Regions from separate parts of the Mus musculus genome. Here region 1 is linked to region 2. The links are chromatin loops, found by intact Hi-C in ENCODE. Cell type or tissue: left cerebral cortex. All regions are shown on one strand. Links, peaks and the distances in the headings refer to the core of each region. The heading gives the core; the rest is flanking DNA. Region 1 has its middle 100 kb from the start of Armc1. Region 2 holds the start of Cyp7b1 (cytochrome P450, family 7, subfamily b, polypeptide 1).

The links. Hi-C counts contacts between places; a loop is a spot of excess contacts. Peaks named below come from ENCODE experiments on the same cell type or tissue, not always from the same donor. Only the 100,000 strongest peaks of a DNase experiment are listed, where the experiment ranks them.
Region 1: a loop joins it to region 2, with 3 times the contacts of the local background. A loop is called at or near these places in 3 of 42 quality-filtered maps.

The regions. Positions count from the first base shown.
Region 1 is chr3:19,058,170-19,067,392 of GRCm38, reverse strand. No RefSeq gene overlaps it. Among named protein-coding and RNA genes, the nearest start is that of Armc1, 100 kb to the left of the region's middle. In left cerebral cortex, for the core only: CTCF peaks have their summits at 4,988 (motif pointing right) and 6,354; DNase peaks (open chromatin) are centred at 5,010, 5,410, 5,684 and 6,833.
Region 2 is chr3:18,240,894-18,250,116 of GRCm38, reverse strand. It overlaps Cyp7b1 (cytochrome P450, family 7, subfamily b, polypeptide 1), which reads left to right and starts at 6,779. Exons shown (of 6, transcript NM_007825.4): 1 at 6,779-7,029. The coding sequence starts at 6,914. In left cerebral cortex, for the core only: CTCF peaks have their summits at 4,763 (motif pointing left) and 5,361; DNase peaks (open chromatin) are centred at 5,739, 6,356, 6,738, 7,073 and 1 more place; H3K4me3 peaks cover 1,672 bases; H3K27ac peaks cover 1,457 bases.

The sequences.
Region 1 (9,223 bases), core at 2,457-7,456, 820 kb before region 2:
GCAGGACCCAGGCACCCAGGAACTCTACCCAACCAGTGGCACCCTTTCCTTCCGGTCTGGGCCAGTGCCCTGAACAGACCTTGGGCACAAACTCTGCAGCCAGTCTCACAACACCCAGAAGAAGCTCAAATCCCAGCTGTTCTAATAAACCCAGGAGCCAAGGATCCTAGAATCCCAGGAGCTTGGTCACACCAGGATCTCAGGGTCTCAGAGGCAGTTTGAATCCCAGGAGCTTTGACACACCCAGGATCTCAGGATCACAGAATCATGGGACCACAGAGACAGCTGAACTCTTAGGAATTCTGACACAACCAGGATCAGAGGAAGGACAGGCTCCAGTCAGATATATCGAGGGCAGGTAACACTAGAGATAATCAGATGGAGGGAGGCAAGCATAATAACATAAGCAGCAGAAACCAAGGCTATTTGGCATCACCAGAACCCAATTCTCCCACCATAGCAAGTCCTAGATACATCATCACACTGGAAAAGCAACGTTCAGATCTAAAATCACTTCTTATGATAGTGATAGAGGACTTTAAGAAGGCCATAAATAATTCCCTTAAAGAAATACAGGAGAACACAAGTAAACAGCTTGAAGCCCTTAAAGAGGAAACACAAAAATCCCTTAAAGGATAATAGGAAAACACAACCAAAAAGGTAAAGAAACTGAACAAAACCATCCAGGATCTAAAATTGGAAATAGAAACAATAAAGAAATCACAAAGGGAGAAAACCCTGGAGATAGAAAAACTAGGAAAGAGATCAGGAGTCATAGACGCAAGCATCACCAACAGAATATAAGAAATAGAAGAGAGAATCTCAGGTGCAGAAGATACCATAGAAAACATTGATACAACAGTCAAAGAAAATACAAAATGCAAAAAAGCTCCTAACCCAAAACAATCAGGAAATCCAGGACACAATGAGGAGACCAAACCTAAGGATAATAGGTATAGAAGAGAGTGAAGATTCCCAACTTAAAGGGCCAGTAAATATCTTCAACACAATTATAGAAGAAAACTTCCCTAACCTAAAGAAAGAGATGCCCATGAACATACAAGAAGCCTACAGAACTCCAAATAGATAGGAAAAAAGAAATTCCTCCCGACACATAATAATCAAAACACCAAGAAATATTATTAAAGCAGTAAGGGAAAAAGGTCAAGTAACATATAAAGGCAGACCTATTAGAATTACACCAGACTTCTCACCAGAGACTATAAAAGCCAGATGATTCTGGGCAGATGTCATACAGACCCTAAGAGAACACAGGCTACTATACCCAGCAAAACTCTCAATTACCATAAATGGAGAAAACAAGATATTCCACGACAAAACCAAATTTACACAATATCTTTCCATAAATCCAGCCCTACAAAGGATAATAGATGGAAAATAGCAATACAAGGAGGGAAACTACGCCCTAGAAAAAGCAAGAAAGTAATCTTTCAACAAACCCCAAAGAAGTCAGCCACACAAATATAATTCCATCTCTAACAAGAAAAACAGGAAGTAGTAGCAATCACTTTTTCTCAATATCTCTTAAAATCAATGGACTCAATACCCCAATAAAAAGACATAGACTGACAGACTGGATACGTAAATAGAACCCAGCATTTTGCTGCATATAGGAAACTCACCTCAGTGAAAAGACAGACACTACCTCAGTGTAAAAGGTTGGAAAACAATTTTCCAAGCAAATGGTCCCAAGAAACAAGCTGGAGTAGCCATTCTAATATCAAATAAAACCGACTTTCTACCAAAAGTTACCAAAAAGGATAAGGAAGGACACTTAATACTGGTCAAAGGAAAAATCTACCAAGATGAACTCTCAATTATGAATATCTATGCTCCAAATGCAAGGGCACCAACATTCATAAAAGAAACTTTACTAAAGCTCAAAGCACACATCACATCACACACAATAATAGTGGGAGACTTCAACACCCCACTTTCAGCAATGGACAGATCATGCAAACAGAAACTAAACAGAGATACAGTGAAACTAACAGAAGCTATGAACCAAATGGATCTAACAGATATTTATTAAACATTTTATTCTAAAACAAAAGGGTATACCTTTTTCTCAGCACCTCATGGTACCTTCTCCAAAACTGACCATTTAATTGGTCATAAAACAGGCCTCAACAGATACAAGAAGTTGGAAATAACCCCATGCATTTTATCAGATTATCACAAACTATGGCTGGTCTTAAATTCCAACAAAAACTATGGAAAGCACACATACACATGGAAGCTGAACAATGTTCCACTCAATGATAACTTGGACAAGGAAGAAATAAAGAAAGAGATTAAAGACCTTTTAGAGTTTAATGAAAATGAAGCCACAACATACCCAAACTTATGGAACACAATGAAAGCAGTCCTAAGAGGAAAACTCAGAGCTCTGAGTGCTGCCAAAAAGAAACTAGACAGAACATACACTAGCAGCTTGACAGCACACCTGAAAGCTCTAGAACAAAAAGAAGCAAATATACCCAAGAGGAGTAGATGGCAGGAAATAATCAAACTCAGGGCTGAAACAAAATATCAACCAAATATAAACAAAAAGAACTACTCAAAGAATCAACCAAACCAGGAGCTGGTTCTTTGAGAAAATCAACAAGATAGACAAACCCTTAGCGGGCTTAACCAGAGGGCACAGAGACAGTATCCAAATTAATAAAATCAGAAATGAAAAGGGAGACATAACAATGAAATATATCTTAAAATATTCTGTTTGTTAAATGCTAACAGTTGAAAATATTAAAATCCTGTTCTACAAAAGCAATAAACGTATGTCACTCCCTCACATGAAGTAAGGAATTTTAACCACTAAGACTTGATCTGATGGCATCTTCCACTTTCCCTAGAAAGTGGCACAAACATTCGTGATCCAAATGGTTTCCAGGAATCCACATATCAGATCTGTGCTCCACAGAAGGATAGGCGAAGGAGCAAGGAAGTGAGTGCATACCCCATTAATGACATTTTCTGAAACCACTTTCAAGTGTGCTTAGTCATTGCTGACGTTTAGTAATGCCACTTCACTGAGCTGCAAATAAATCTATACCAAGAATATAAAAAAATAGTCCATTTCATGGTCAGACCTCAACTAAGGAGGCAGCATCCAGAAAAAAACCCTAGATGGGGTGTAGACCAGCACTGGCTACTGGCTCTGGGGCTGTGGCCTCTGTTTCATAAAGCAAAACTCTTGGACAAGCTTCCTCTGATTGCTTTCAGTTTGACATACTGTTTTGCAGGTAACAAATAGAGGTTTGGATGTTTATCAGTGCATGAGTTGGGGTGGAGCTCAGTGGTAAATTGTGTGCTTATCGCATGTAAAGTCCTGGGTTCAATTCCCAGCCAGTACCACTACTAACATAAAATGATTTCTGAAAGGTTGCATGTCATGTTAAAAGAGTGGATTCCAGGGGTGGAGTGGTGATGGGTACCCATCCATGAGGAAGAGCAATGGGAAAGAATTCCTTTTTAACCCTTTCTTCACTTGCTTCCCAGATGCTGGCATAAACAGTTTGCTTTCCCAAGTGCTCCCAAAGCAGTGTCTTGCTGTTGTTTTGGGCAATTTGATTTTGGTTGGGAGCATCACTGTATTAGTGAATTTCCTCAGGTGTTTTATTGTAGACAGAAAACTGGATCATACCTTGCCTAATTATTGCCCCCTGATAGCCAGTGCTTGCAGACTGTATGAAGGCTGAGAAACAGATGCTGCCTGACATCCATTTTCTCTATTGTTGCTTATACCACCGGCTTTAGCTTCACTCTGCTTCTTTGTTCTGTTTGGAGAACAGGGCTCCATCTTGTTCTTCTACTCAAGTTTAGTGTGGTGTTGTCTGTGGAGACACTCACCAGAAATCTGCATGGCCGAACTGACCTTCAGTTATACCATTCTATCATTCCTTATTCTTTTCCTAATATATGGTAGGTATTCTTATTCAATTTTATTTTAGTTACTAATGTATCATAGGTTTATGTTAGAAAGAACAACCAATTTGTTTATTTTCATGTGGATGAGATATTATTTTTTTCTACTGGCAATAGGTAAGGAAAGGCGAGGGTTTCAGATAAAGTATAAGACATTTGCTAGCAATTTAAATTTTTAATAAATAACACAAGGATATTTTTTCATATAAACATATTCAATTGTTGTTTATCTGAAATTTTAATTAAACTAGGTGTCTTTTCCCCCTCATGTGTGTGATGCAACCCTCTCTCGGTCTAGCCAATAGTCTATATATCTATCATATGGAGCCTAACAGAGTAGAGTTTCAGAGTGGCAGCAGGCATGGTCCCTCCTCTCCTCCTCCTCTACTGAGCCATCTGAATTATAAACATAGGCGTATGTTTATCCACTCTTCCACTTGTCTTGATGCTGTGCCCGAGGAGTGAAAGGTATATGCACTGTGCGAATGAGTGGACGCTGAGCCTCAGGTCCCACTCATGGGATTCTGAAGAGCACACAGAGCTTCCCTTGAAGATTCTGCTGCGTTCCTCCCCACGGGAAACCCGCATGCTTTCCAGATTTGCTGTGAAGGAGAGGTGAGGAGGTAAAGCAGAACTGCAGTGTTTTCAGCATGTCCTTAGTTCTCCAGATGATGCATTCTTTACTTTTAGTGTGTGTGTATGTGCATACACGTGTATGTGTGTGCACATGTCCCTGGATGTGCGTGCGCGTATATGTGTATGTATGCCACAGTGTGCATTGGGAGGTCAGAGAACAACTTGTGTGAGTCCATCTCCTACCATCTCAGGCCTTGGCAGCAATGCTTGCTATTACTGAGCCATTTCGCTGGTAGGCATAAACATTTTTCTTGGTAGGGTTATATATTATAAATGGTTTGCTACATAGATTAACTTATACTTTGTTCTATCAAATAAATGACTTTAAGTAATCAAAAAGACCTTTTCTTTCTTGTTTATTGGCAAGGTTGAGGTCGACCAGGCTTTTGGTGCTTTTCCTAGACAAACCACAAGATGGCAGCAGAGAAATGCTCATTTAAATTTCTCCTCTACAGGATTGCTACAAGTGCAGTAGGAAAAAAAATAAAAATAATAATAATAAAAATAAAAATGAACCCTAGTGACTTAGTTCTTTCTCAGCAGAGTGGCCAGTCAGAGCTCGCGGTGATTTCTGTCAGAAACAAAGAGTGTTTTATTTTCTTTATTAAAGTTAGTTTCCTTGTAGGCTGTGTTTAGAACAGTTAGATGTGGCGGTGTAGCGGTGTGCAGCTCTCCACGGGGTGGTGGTGGTGGTGGTGGTGGTGGTGGGCATCTCACTGAGCATTTCCCAGGTGATCAGCTGAGGAGCAATACACCTGGGCACTATATATCTTCCATCCCTCGCTCCTCCCCTTCCAGCAGATTCCATAATTTACAACCAGCTGGCCCCACCACACAGAACAGGAAAGAAAGGCCGCTCAGCGCACAGAAGCACTGGGCCACAGCACTGAGTACAGGAATCCAGAGAGTTGAAAACGAGCTCTGTAAGTTCTGAGCCTTGACATCTTGGATCTGAATTTCCGCGGGTGTGCTGAAAGGCTCTCTGAAAGGTTTGTGCCAGTGGCCTCCCGGAGTGGCTGGGATGAGAAAGGCCAGGAGCACCGCTAAAGGGGAAGGAAGGGGGAAAGAAGTGATTTGTAGGTATCAGGGCCAGCCTTGAGGAGAGAGTGGGAGGGCCAGAGGAGACTGGGCTGTGGAGGACTTGTCCCTCTGCAGTTCTCACCTGGACTCACTTCACACCCCACGTTGTGGGGTCTGCTCTCAAGTTTCCCCAGTGAGGACTTAACAATAGACTGTGGCAGGGTTTTGTTTTTTCCCCACTGAAGCAAAGAGGCTGCATTTCTGTTAATGACCTGGATTTTCTAACTTTAGGGTCATGAACTTCTTATGAAGTGACAATAGTATGTTCTATAGATACTATAGTAACAAATAAGACATCGTTATCCACTACTTGTTACATTAGAGTTCTTTGTTCCCCAGCTTAGGAACTTACACACACACACACACACACACACACCCCTCTGAACATGGATTTTTGTTTGTATAAATATAGGATGCTTGTTGAAAGTCTTTTTTTTTTTTTGTTTTTGTTTTTGTTTTGTTTTTTATACAGAAGTGAACAAAACAGGAAATACACTTTCCCACAATCTCCCCTGGGAAGCTTGTAGCTATCCTTCTGGAGATTATTCCAAAACCAAGATAAAGGTGCATATCTTTAAACAAAAGGAGACTTCACTGATACTGCTCTGCAGTTCCTGTTTAAATTTCACTCAGCCATAGGCATCTTCCACAAGTGCAGAGTTCCCTGCTGGTGACACGGAGTTCTCCAGGGGTGCTGCTGATAGGTGGCAGGTTTTTGTTTTTTGTTTTTGCTATGGTAAAAACGCCGAAGGAAACGATTTTGTGTATTTAGTTATGTACTTAAAATCTAACTCCCTTTTTCTTTTTCTTTTTTTTTTCAAAATGTGGAACCACCAGTGAAATAACTAATGAAAGCAAGCGATTACGTTGTAGACAGAGAATATCAAACAAGAACATGTTAATGGAACTCTCCTTTCTTTCTTACATTGTCAGGTGAAGTTGGTACTTGGCCCCGCTGGCTAGCCACATAGAGGTTCAGCTTCTCCACAGCAGGGATAATTTGAGAACTCCCTCCATCCTTGAAAGGGCTGTCCATCCGTACAGGGAAGTCTCTAGGAGCTTGGACAGGCGCTGGTGCAGGGTACTCCTTTGCTGGCTTTTATCTGCACAGCCAGCAGGCCTGAAATCTGGGCTCTCCGGGGAACCCCTGCTTTCCTTAGATTTCTCCATGGTGTGGGAGTTTTAAGGAGCTGAGGGTTTGAAGTAGGGGAAGCAGTGCTTTGTGCAGGGGAAGAGGGCCTCTGAGACTGCTTGTCTGCCGGTCCAGCGGAGCTTGTCTGTTTGCCTGGGGGCACTCAGGCCTCATGCAGCTGGTGACTGTGGCAGGCGCCTTTAGCGGTGCTCCTGGCCTTTCTCATCCCAGCCACTCCGGGAGGCCACTGGCACAAACCTTTCAGAGAGCCTTTCAGCACACCCGCGGAAATTCAGATCCAAGATGTCAAGGCTCAGAACTTACAGAGCTCGTTTTCAACTCTCTGGATTCCTGTACTCAGTGCTGTGGCCCAGTGCTTCTGTGCGCTGAGCGGCCTTTTGTTGTTATTTATCACGCTTAGAAAAAGCTCTCTTTACACTCCAATGTTCACACAAAAGCATCTGTTTGTGTTCTGGCTTTAATTGCTGGAAGTGTTGTAGAGTAGACTGTACTCCCATTGTGTGTTTGGTGTCTAAGGCAACATTAAGGTTCCAAGTGCCTTGTGACTTAGCAAACAGCAATGTTATGGTCTTGTGAGTAGCATGCACATGAAGGGGATCTACACACTTTCTGTCTGCTATAGCTGTAGTATTGTGTCTTGGTGAAGTTTAAGTAGTCAGGGCAGAAGGAAGAACTCTGCAGTCAGTAATGGTGACAAGTGAGGCAGGTGAGTGAATTGTTTTTGTGGCTGAGCAAAATTGACAATGAGTACCATCAGGGAACGATCTTCAGTGCGTAGGGAAGGCTGATAGGCAAAGGAATGAACCTGGGCCCCAAAGAAGAGTGGAAAGTAGAGGCCATGGGGAGTTTTGTGTTCTAGTGAGAGTCCAGGTAAGGCCTTCTCATGAGATGGGGAGATGGTGTTTGAACAGGGTCAGCCTGGAGCAGATGGAGAAAGCACACAACGACAGAGATTCTGTATGCGTATTGAAAGTGACCTTGGCAGTGTTTCCTGATAGTGCATCTCCCTAGTATGGCTCCAAGGAATGAAGACATTTTTTTGTTTTAGAGATGAGACCTCACTATTTGCCAAGACCAGCCTTAAAACCCTGGGCTCAACTGATCCTTCTGCAGCAGCCTCTAGCATGGCTGAGGCTGCAGGCATTCACACTGTAACTGGCTCTGAGAGACCTCCTAAAAGGCTGAGTAGAGAAGCAGAAGAAACTTAAAAGATAGGGCATGGGAAGAACAGCGAAGAGAACGGCCTGGGAGAGCCTGTGTATACAGCACCGTCTGCCTCGGAGCTCTGCACTGTGTTTCTAGGACTGCAGCCATTCCTCATGGCCCTCCTGCCTGCCCACTATCTCTCTCTTCACCCAGTAGCTCCCAGGAGCCTCTGAAAAGCCAAACCTTTCTACTGCTCCACTGGAAACCAGAAGTGGCTTTCCATGTCGTTTCTGGCTTGCGAGGTCCCATAGGGCCAGCCCTCCTCCCTCTCTGGATGGTCTATGTGTTCTGTCCATCTGGTGCAGCCTGAGCTCCTTGTTCAAATGCCATCTAACCATCCCATAAGCAGGCCCTCTCTTGGCTCCAAAGACTCCTAACCTGTCCTCAAGGCCTGTAGGACTCCATTATGGTTTAAAGAGTGAAACTGCCTGTTTCAAGCAGAAAATTGCCCGTGTCAGCAAGAAGAGTGAGTTTATAGGGGAAAAAAGGAGAACAGCAAGAGAGAAAGTTGTGGGAAATAGTTATGGCAAACATCAATAAAATTTGGCAACCAATTCAGTGTTGTGTCTGGGATGGAGGGAGAATTCCATGTGACCTGAAGGCTTTGGGTTGGTGCTTTTGAAGAGATGCTGGTTGTCTTTCCATCACTTAGAAACGAAAATAAGGGGGAACCAGGCAGAAACACTAGGTAGCTGATCTCATGAGTTGCTTGACTTGATGAGGAGAGGAGACAGGACACCTCGAATCCCGTAAACCAATGAGCTCCTTGAAGATGCCTAGGCACCCTTGGACTTCAGGTGGTATCCTGCTGTATCATGGTTATGTGGATGTTTTAGGTGAGATTTCTGGACCATGGGTGATGCAAACATGGTTGGCAAGGATTTCTAGACCTTGTCCTCCAAGTATCCCAACAGGATTGGAGGTAATTTTTTGTTCCTGCTTGGGAACAAATTTTGGGCAGAACAGAGATAGGGAGAGATATATAAATCAGGCATTTAGATGACTAAAGGACATGATGAAATTCCTTCTGCTTTTGTCATTGTAAACGACTAGGTGACAAATAAACTTCCTGACCGTTTTCTGAACAGGTCATGCAACAGATGCCGCCGTCCATCCATAGTGGACAGCTTTACCTTCACAAAGGAAACCTTCGTGCCCCCAGAAGCTGCTGCTCCTCATCTTTCTTATTCAACAGAACTT
Region 2 (9,223 bases), core at 2,628-7,627:
AGGAATCTATACCCAGTATTATAAATCTTGTCAAGAGTTCAGTTTGGAAAGTTATAGGCCCTATTGAGAAAACTACTGCCGCTGTTTTCTACATGGACATGCTGGCAAACAGCCTGCTAAATATCTGTGTTCAGATTCACATTTGTGGATCTTTTGTCTTCTAAGGTGGACAATTCATAGAGAGTCTTACAGTTGCTCAAAGGGCAGAGAATAAAATAGCTGGTAAATGCTCAGTTCCAAGTGATATATCTGTATGAACTCACAACCCAAGGCTTAGAGAGAGGCAGAAAGAATGTGAGAGCCGAGGATGTGGGAGAGTGTTATGTTGTCTCCTGGACAGCACAGGCTGCTATACCTCACAGCAGCTCTGCTTACCTGCATAAGATCAAGCTGACAGAATTTATCAATAGTCTGGCAGGAAGAAACAACTGGATTTCAACTGGACTCTGAGGGTTTCACAAAATGAGAGGACGTGAAGGTGCATGGAGGGCATATTGGGGTATTGTCTGGAGGAAAAGGAGGAGTGAATTTGGAGTGGATTAAGTTATACATGTATAGAATTTGTCAAACAACAAAAGATAAAAAGTAAGTTATATGTTTAATTTAAGTAAGAGGTGGTTTTATTAATATTTCAAACATAAAATATTGTACTGAAGAAGCAAAAATTAAAACAGAATTAAAAAATGACCCATATTTTCTAATGCTATTTCTATCTTGCCAGTGTAACTCACTCACTTGCATTAATAAAAGACATTTAAAATATTTCATGTCCTTCTTTCTCCCTTACTTCCTTTTTGAATGATTTTTCTAGGAGTTTATAGACAGAAGAGAGCAAACTACACAGAGAAAAAGGAAGTAGGAAAACAAGCACAACAGAAGAGGCCTAAACAGTGGGAAAGGCATCTATATATTTGCCCTGTGCAGAGTGTGAGCCTCTACTGGGAAGCAGGCTGTGAGACTGGGTATATAGAAATGTACTAACCAAATGAAAATATACTGAAGAAGGAATCCATTTCTTCCTTGTCAGAGAAGAATGATACATATAAGCACCCATGCATATGTATAAACATTAGCAAAACTTGCATTTCTAACTGAGCTTAGGTCTTGAGGTTTACTTATCAGTCTCTATAATACATTGACACTTCTTTGATTGATTATGTGTTGAGTGTAATTATAAAAATACCTTTATCCAGATAAAATGATAATTGTTCATATGGTAACAGAGAATATAAAAATTAATTTCAATTTATATACAAAATTTTATTACAGAAAGATATAAAATGTTATCAATAAAACTCTCCAAGCATACAAGTATATTATGGTAGGATAAAGTGTTGTGGAGAAATGGGATGAAAATATGAGTTCAAGGAAAAAAATGGAACGATGTAAAATTTCTGGTTGTGAAGAGCTTACTCCTGTATTTTAAAATTAATAATGGTGGGCAGGAAATTGTCACTGTGTTTAGAGCACATTTCTTTGATACGTGAAGAATGGTGATAATCCAATTTTATTTTAAATTATCAATAGCTAAAATATGCCAGTAATACTCTTTGAACCTATTTTAGGATTATAATTTTCATTGTCAGTTTAGAAATGGAAAAGAGTATATATCACTTTTTAAAATTCAAGATATGTAAATAATTCCTAAAGATGGGTGTCTCAACTGTATTCACACCTAGATAATTGCAAATTCATGAAATGAACTAATGAGGCCAGTGATGAAACTGGAAGATTGTTTGGCTCTAATCATATAAACATGACACTTCCCTCTGTGTCTTGGACTTGCTGAGTGTCTCAGTTAAGGTTTCTATTGCTATGATAAAACACAAGGATAAAAATCTTCTTGGGAGGAAAAGTAGTAGTCCATCACCAGAAAAGTCAAGGAGGGAACTCAAAGCAGGACCCTATAGACAACAACTGGTCCTGAGCTGCCAGTGTAGGGGTCCTGCTTACTGGCTTGCTCCTTCTGGGTTGCTCAGCCTGCTTTCTAATAACATCACCCACCCAGCACCACCAGCCTAGGAGTGACTCCAACTACAGAGATCTGTGACCTTCCATATTAATCATCAATCAAGAAAATACATCAGGGTCTTAGCCACAGAACAATCTAGTGGGTACAATCTAAATTAAATGTTCTTCTTTGCAAATCACCATAGCTTGTATCAAATTGACATAAAACTAGCCATCACACCAGTTTTCCTTCTGCCTATCATGTCTAGATAGTCTTTCTGTTCATCAGCTGACCCACAGCTTCCCCAATCTTCCACCATTTACTTAGGTTCAAATGTACAGACCTGGGTCTCTTCAGTTTACCCTTCACAGCCCAGCTTAGCTATTGGATATGCACAGACTCTCACTTTCTCTGTAGGTCACTACAAGAGACCTACATGCCTACCAGCTGTGAGGCTTCAGAGGTCTGTTGACATTTCTTTATGTGATCCTTCAGATTTCCCCTCAGTGGTCATTTCCTTAGCTCCAGAATAGAACACCATTTAAAATAAAACACAATTTAAAAGCTAAGAGAAATATGATATTTGAAGACAAAAATCTAGTAGAAGAGGAGATTCAGAAAGACTAAACTGTGCTATAGATAAACAATCGATCCTACATGCATATTATCCAGGAGGACTAGATACATAAAATGTTGAGTATTCTCTGAGTAGTATCTGTGAAATTTGTCAGAATTAAAACAAGACCATTCTTTGTCAAATTCTAAATAAAATAATGCATACTTCTATGTCATGTTGACAACAACTAGAATCATTTGGGAAGATGTAATTCAATTAAAATTGAATTCAATTGGAAGGCCACAGACTAGCCTGTGGGCAAGCCTATGGTATTTTTTCTTGATTGATGATTAATGTGGACGGCCCAGATGACTGTGGACAGTGGCACCCCTGAGCACCTGGTCCTTGGATCTATAAGAAAGTAGACTGAGCAAGCCATATGGCCAGTAAGCAGCACCCTCTATGACATCTGCATCAGCTCCTGCCAACAGGTTCCTGCTCTGCCTTGATTTCTGACCTGTCGTCACTCAGTGATGGACTGTTATATAGAAGTGGAAGTGAAAGTTGCTTTTGGTAGTGGTATTTTATCATTGCAATTGAAATTTGAACTTAAATATAAATTTAGGGAATTTCTGCAGGAGGGTAGAATTCTAACATACCTCCCAGTAGTTGTGTGAGCTTTACAAAGTTCTTGGAGAATTGTTGCTCCATAACAGGAACAGCTCACAAAAGCCTCTAACTCTCAGAAACACACATACACACAAAGTATAGGTATACAATGTTGTGAACTTGGCATGACATCTCCTTTGTTTTCAATCACTGTAGCTAAAGATTATTGTTCACAGCACTGTATTTAATTCTCTGCATAGGCCACTGACATGTGGACTCATCTTGCAATGCTCTGATATTCTACAATAAACTTAATTATCTTTTCAGAGTCTTTGTACATTATTTTGGTCAATTAACACTTTTCCGAGCATCAGTTCAGCCCAATCTCAAGAAAATATTTTCGACCTAAAAATGTTCCACCGGTGAACAGAGGTGGCCAGGGAGCCGGATGGAAGTGAGTGGTTGTTACTGAGTAACACATGCAGGTAGAAATGCATACTCTTCTCAGAAATCCAGGTTTGGAGAATAATCGAACTGTTGAAATTCCGGTGTCCGCTGGGGACAGAGAGTACGAGTCTCAGGACTTGGCATGGAAAGTTGGGTCAGATCACAAGAATGAATTGTTAGTCGGGATTGTGAATCTATAAACCAGAGTATTCAAACCTCAACTGTGCACAATCAATGCCAAACTGTTAGACAAGAAATAAAAGCTCACCAAGGCTTCCCTTCCTTTGGAGACAATGGGACCCATCTGTTCCACCATTTTAAAAAGCTGTTTCAAAATAATACATTCAGATCTTACCTACAATTGTACTTTATATTCAAAACAGAGGTTTAAATTGAACTACACTCGATATTGGTTGTGTACCTTTGCCTGTCCATCAGTCTTTTACCTGTTATATCATTGATTTATTTAAAGACAAGAATTCAGTTTGTTTGTCTTGAACTCATAACCTTTCCTCTCCCTCAACTCTTCCTAGTTCCTCCTCCCTCATCTCCCTCTCAGGATTTACTCCTACTCTATGTCTCTTCAGAAAAGAAAAGGCTTCCTGGGATATCTACAAAACACTACAACAAGTTAGAATAAGGGTAGACACAACCCTCATATCAAGGTTGGACAAGACAACCAGTAGGAGGAAAAGGGTTCCAAGAGCAGGCAAGAGTGAGAGACAGCCCTCACCCTCACTATTAGGACTCCTTCAAGAGCAACAAGCTAACAACCATAACCTATATGCAGAGAACCTAAATCATACCTGTACAGCCTTTGTGTACAGCTTTGTGTACAGCTTTGGTCTCTGTGAGCCCCTATGAACCCTGCTTAGTTGGTTCTGTGGACCATGTTCTCCTGGTGTCCTTGACCCCTCTAGCTCCTACTATCCTTCCCCACTTTCTTCTTCAGAGTTACCTGAGCTTTATCTAATGTTTGAGCATGAATCGAAGCATCTGCTCCCATCAGTTGTTGCTGGAGATAACCTCTCTGTTGATGATTGGGCTAGGCACTGAGTATAGCAGACATCACTAGGATTTTTTTTTTTTTTTTTTTTTTTGCTAGTCACGTCTGGTTCTAGCCTTGGTCTCTGGGCTATCCTGAACATCCAGGCAGTAGAGCAGAGGATGTAGGCTCCCTCTTGTGGTGTGGACCTTAAATTGTACTAATCGTGGTTGGCCACTCCCATAAGTTCTGTGCCACCATTACCCAATACTTCTTTCAGGCAGTAGAGGTTGCTGGTCATGGGTTGAAGGATTTGTGGCTGAGTTGATATATTAGTCCCACCACTTGAAACCTTATCTGGTTACGAAAGAGGGCCAGTTCTGGTCCATATTCTTTATTACTAGGAATCTTTGCTAGGGTCACCCTTAGAGATTCCTGTATGTTTCCATTGTACTACGTTTTCACATCAACCCCGAATCTGTCATAAACCAAACCCCTACTATATCATTTGCTTTGGGGAATGAGCAAAAGATTGGAACCATATGGACCCATTATTAAATTCTCTCATTGTTACTCCACAATCACATATCAACTAGTTTCTTTTCTTTTATCTACTACTAATATCTGTTCACTTCATCTCATAGTCTTTGAAAAGAAGACATTTTATTTTATTTTTTAAATGCTTTTTTTAAAGATTTATTTATTTATTATATGTAAGTACACTGTAGCTGTCTTCAGACGCACCAGAAGAGGGCATCAGATCTCATTATGGGTGGTTGTGAGCCACCATGTGGTTGCTGGGATTTGAACTCTGGACCTTCTGAAGAGCAGTCGGGTGCTCTTACCCACTGAGCCATCTCACCAGCCCTTATTTTTTTTTTTTTTGTTTTTTTGTTTTTTTACAGATCCAACAAACCACATATCATCCATGGCTTACACTTAAGAATGCCATCTTATAGTAAAGACCAGCTGAGTTTATTTCTTTATGATTCAATGTCTATTTCCTAAGAATTGGGCTATGTGTAACCTGCAACCTTAACTACAAATGGCTCTGCACTGCTTCTTCCAGAAAATGGCAGTCATGCCTTTCTTTCAAAAGCTATCTTGCTATGACCATCTTGTTATATTCTGCTCAGTAACTCCCATTCAGAAACCCCCTACCACTGGGTATAAAAACCTTGTCTTCCATATGTCCAATGCTGACCTCTTGGATCCCAACCTTAGGAGGAAGGAGCCCATGAAAACAAATAAAAACAGCTTGCTTTATTTTATGCAGGTCAGTGGTCTCTTCCGCAAGCCTTTGGTGTTAACACTTCTCATTGCACATGGAGTATTCATCACTTTCTTTCTGAGACTGAGACAGGGTAAAAACAGATCTGTGTGAAATGGTAAGTGGCACAGAGACCAGATTTGAAGTTGTTAGCAGTAACTGTTCGGGGATAGGTGAGGGTGGGAACTGTATCCTGTCCAGTGCATAAGATAGAGGTTTTGGAGTAGGATTTAATTAGATGCGTAAATATTTATCAACTAAGTCTACAAGACAACTTGAATATGGGTAATCAGGAAAAAAGGTGTGTGTAGGATGGGGGCTCTCCTGTGAAGTTAGCATCAGGTCTCTCTCTTCCTCAGCCACTTTCACTTTCTCTATTAAGGCAGGGCGCCTGTCCTCATGTTTCAGGTGTATCTGCTGAGTCATTACCGCAGCTCCCATGAGAAGATACTTTTCGAATGTCTTCCTTCTCTGCCTGTACAGTGTGCTGTACACTACGGACGTGGACTTGGTGTCATAGCTTGGTGTTACCTGTGGCTTCTTTCTGTGCTGTGCGTCGGCAGTTAAGACCCTGCCTTCTGCCTCTGGTGTGAACCTTTGCATATATTATGCCCTCAACCTCAATCTAAGCACAGTGGACACTGGTGGTGAAGGTGATGGGGAGCACAAACTGCAGTATCTGCCAGCTGTTTAGGATGACCTGTGCCACAGGGCCACTTTCTAAGGCTAGTGGGTGGGGAGAGCAGGGAGTCAGGCAGGGTCTCTTCTGCGAGCTCACTGCTGACTGACTCAAAAACACCCCCCCGCCCCCCAACCCCCAGGCTTCTGTGGCTCCATCTGGGGAAATCCTAATCCTTTCCCTCTTCCTTGGCAGGGTTCCTGTCACCGGAGCGGAGCGGAGCGGGAGGCGGTGCGAGGCGGAACGCTTGGGTCAGGGGGAGGCGGGGGGGAGGGGACTCCACTAACTTTGTAGTTCAGCTTTGGGGGCCGCTGTGACATTCTGCTCTGTGCAGCGGGCAGGCCACAGCCTCTGGTCTAGAAGAGAGGGCACTGTGCAGAAGCCATCGCTCCCTACAGAGCCGCCAGCTCGTCGGGATGCAGGGAGCCACGACCCTAGATGCCGCCTCGCCAGGGCCTCTCGCCCTCCTAGGCCTTCTCTTTGCCGCCACCTTACTGCTCTCGGCCCTGTTCCTCCTTACCCGGCGCACCAGGTAAGCGCCTGGCTGGCCACGCATGCGTGGGATCGCGGCCACGCGACCTCGTGGACACCCGAGTCCGGCAGGGATGGCGGGTGCAGGAAAACCTTGCTGCAGGACACTGGCATCTGCTGCAGCCAGTGGATGTCCTAATAAAGACTTCTTTCACCCTCCACACACTCACACACGGGCTACAGTTGAGAGGCCCGAATGGAGTTGCACCACGCAGGCTGTAGCTATTCAGGTTTGCATTAAGCATCAAGTATGGCCTTTTCGTGGGCCCATGGATATGTTGCAGCTCAGAGTTCCCTCTATTTCAGGAAGAAAATTTTCTTGAATTTCATTTAGCTCAAAGAGAAATGTTTTAAGAAAATGCAGGTGCAGGATATAGGTGCTGCTCTGTGCCTCAGTTTACCTGATTTTCCTTACTAGGAAAAAATAGAAACAACAGTATTTGCTATCACAAGTTTTCGTGAGGAGCAAAGGTGATAATAGTTATGTCTTCGCCCTGTTATTTTTCTCAGGACAACAGTAACAACAGCAAAACTCAGAAGGGCTTAAGTATCCTGCTTGAAATATGGATGTAGAGAAATACAACTAAAATTGTTCACTTCAAATTTATTTTCTTTTCCCACCAGTGTCTTATTTTTTTCCTACACTGTTTTCATGTTTTTTGTAAACCAAGCAGATTGATTTGCGGAAAATAGTAATTACAATTTAAATATCTGTCAGTATTTACTTGGATCAGTGAGCGTCATAACTTCTCTGGTTTTAGGGACAATGACACAATTGTACTGCACACACATATCTGCACACTTCTGAAATGTCAACTGAAAAATACTCAAGATAATAGCATTTCCACTTTCTCACATTGAGCTTTGAGAGAACTTTCCAGAGCTTTCCTGTCCCTCTTCTGCAGTCTTCAGCACAGGAGGGGATTGGATCTTTAACTTCAGCTCATGTGATTCTACACAGGCTCCAGCTTCTCCCCATGCCAGTTAAGTTGCACTTCCAGATTTGCAGACAGGAAGGTGATTTGTTTCAGTCTCCATTTACATGCAGGGCAGGAATCGATGGACCTAACTAGTTCATTCTAGACCATTGAGGGTAATCAAGTCAGATTGTGAAACTCAGGATAATGTCTCGGGGAGGTAGAAAGGCAAGGTAGGCTTTCCACAAGAAGCTCTTTGAATAAGCCAGTTTTTTTCTGTTCACTAAATAGTATTTGCTGAAATGTTCATGCCATCAGTTGTCAATTCCTTCATACCAGAAAGACTCCAATACAGGTCTATAGGGAACTGCATCCCATAGCAGCTGATATACACTGTCATGCACTATGGAAAGATAAGAGGATGTTCTAGCTCAGAGAGGCCTATGTGACTAATGAGAGAGGCCCATGTGACTAATGGCTTCTGTTTTCTGTACCTGGACAATTTATCACTGTAGGAAAGTCCTGTCTGATGTGACATGTAAATGGGAAAATATGACTAGAACAAAATATTCTCAATGCCTTATGTATGTTATATGCCTGAATGACTGGTAATACACAGATATAAATCACAGGAAAACACACTCTACTACAACTTACTTTTCTCACTTTATAGTATGCTTTAGGTGCCACTGAAAATGAACATAGAGAATAACACACACACACACACACACACACACACACACACACACTTGGATTAGTGTGGATATTGGAGTTGTAATAGATGTGAAACCTCCCTCAGTCATAATTTATATAACTACCAATGATCTATTAAGTTCTCTTACATACTACTGATGTCGATATTACAATTCATTTTGATTACATTAGTTGGATAAAGAAAATAAAGCTTCACTATTTTTAATTTCTCCTCTGTCTTTCACTCTGTTTCTGTGTTTGTCTGTCTGTCTCTCACTCTACTCCCCACTTTGAATGTGTGTGTGTGTGTGTGTGTGTGTGTGTGTGTGTGTGAGAGAGAGAGAGAGAGAGAGAGAGAGAGAGAGAGAGAGAGAGAAAGAAACAGAGGAGAGTGCTGCTGAGGGTCAAACCCAGGGCTTTACTCTATCATTGAACTACTTCCACAACAAAAGGTTCATTGAAAAAGAAAAAAAAATCCAACTTCTATAAACTTTTGATGGAGTTATCTCTGAAAGCTTCTTTACTAATTTGTTTTCTTTTTAGTTATTTCTGCCCACCCCCAGAGTTGGAATTGACCACAGCACC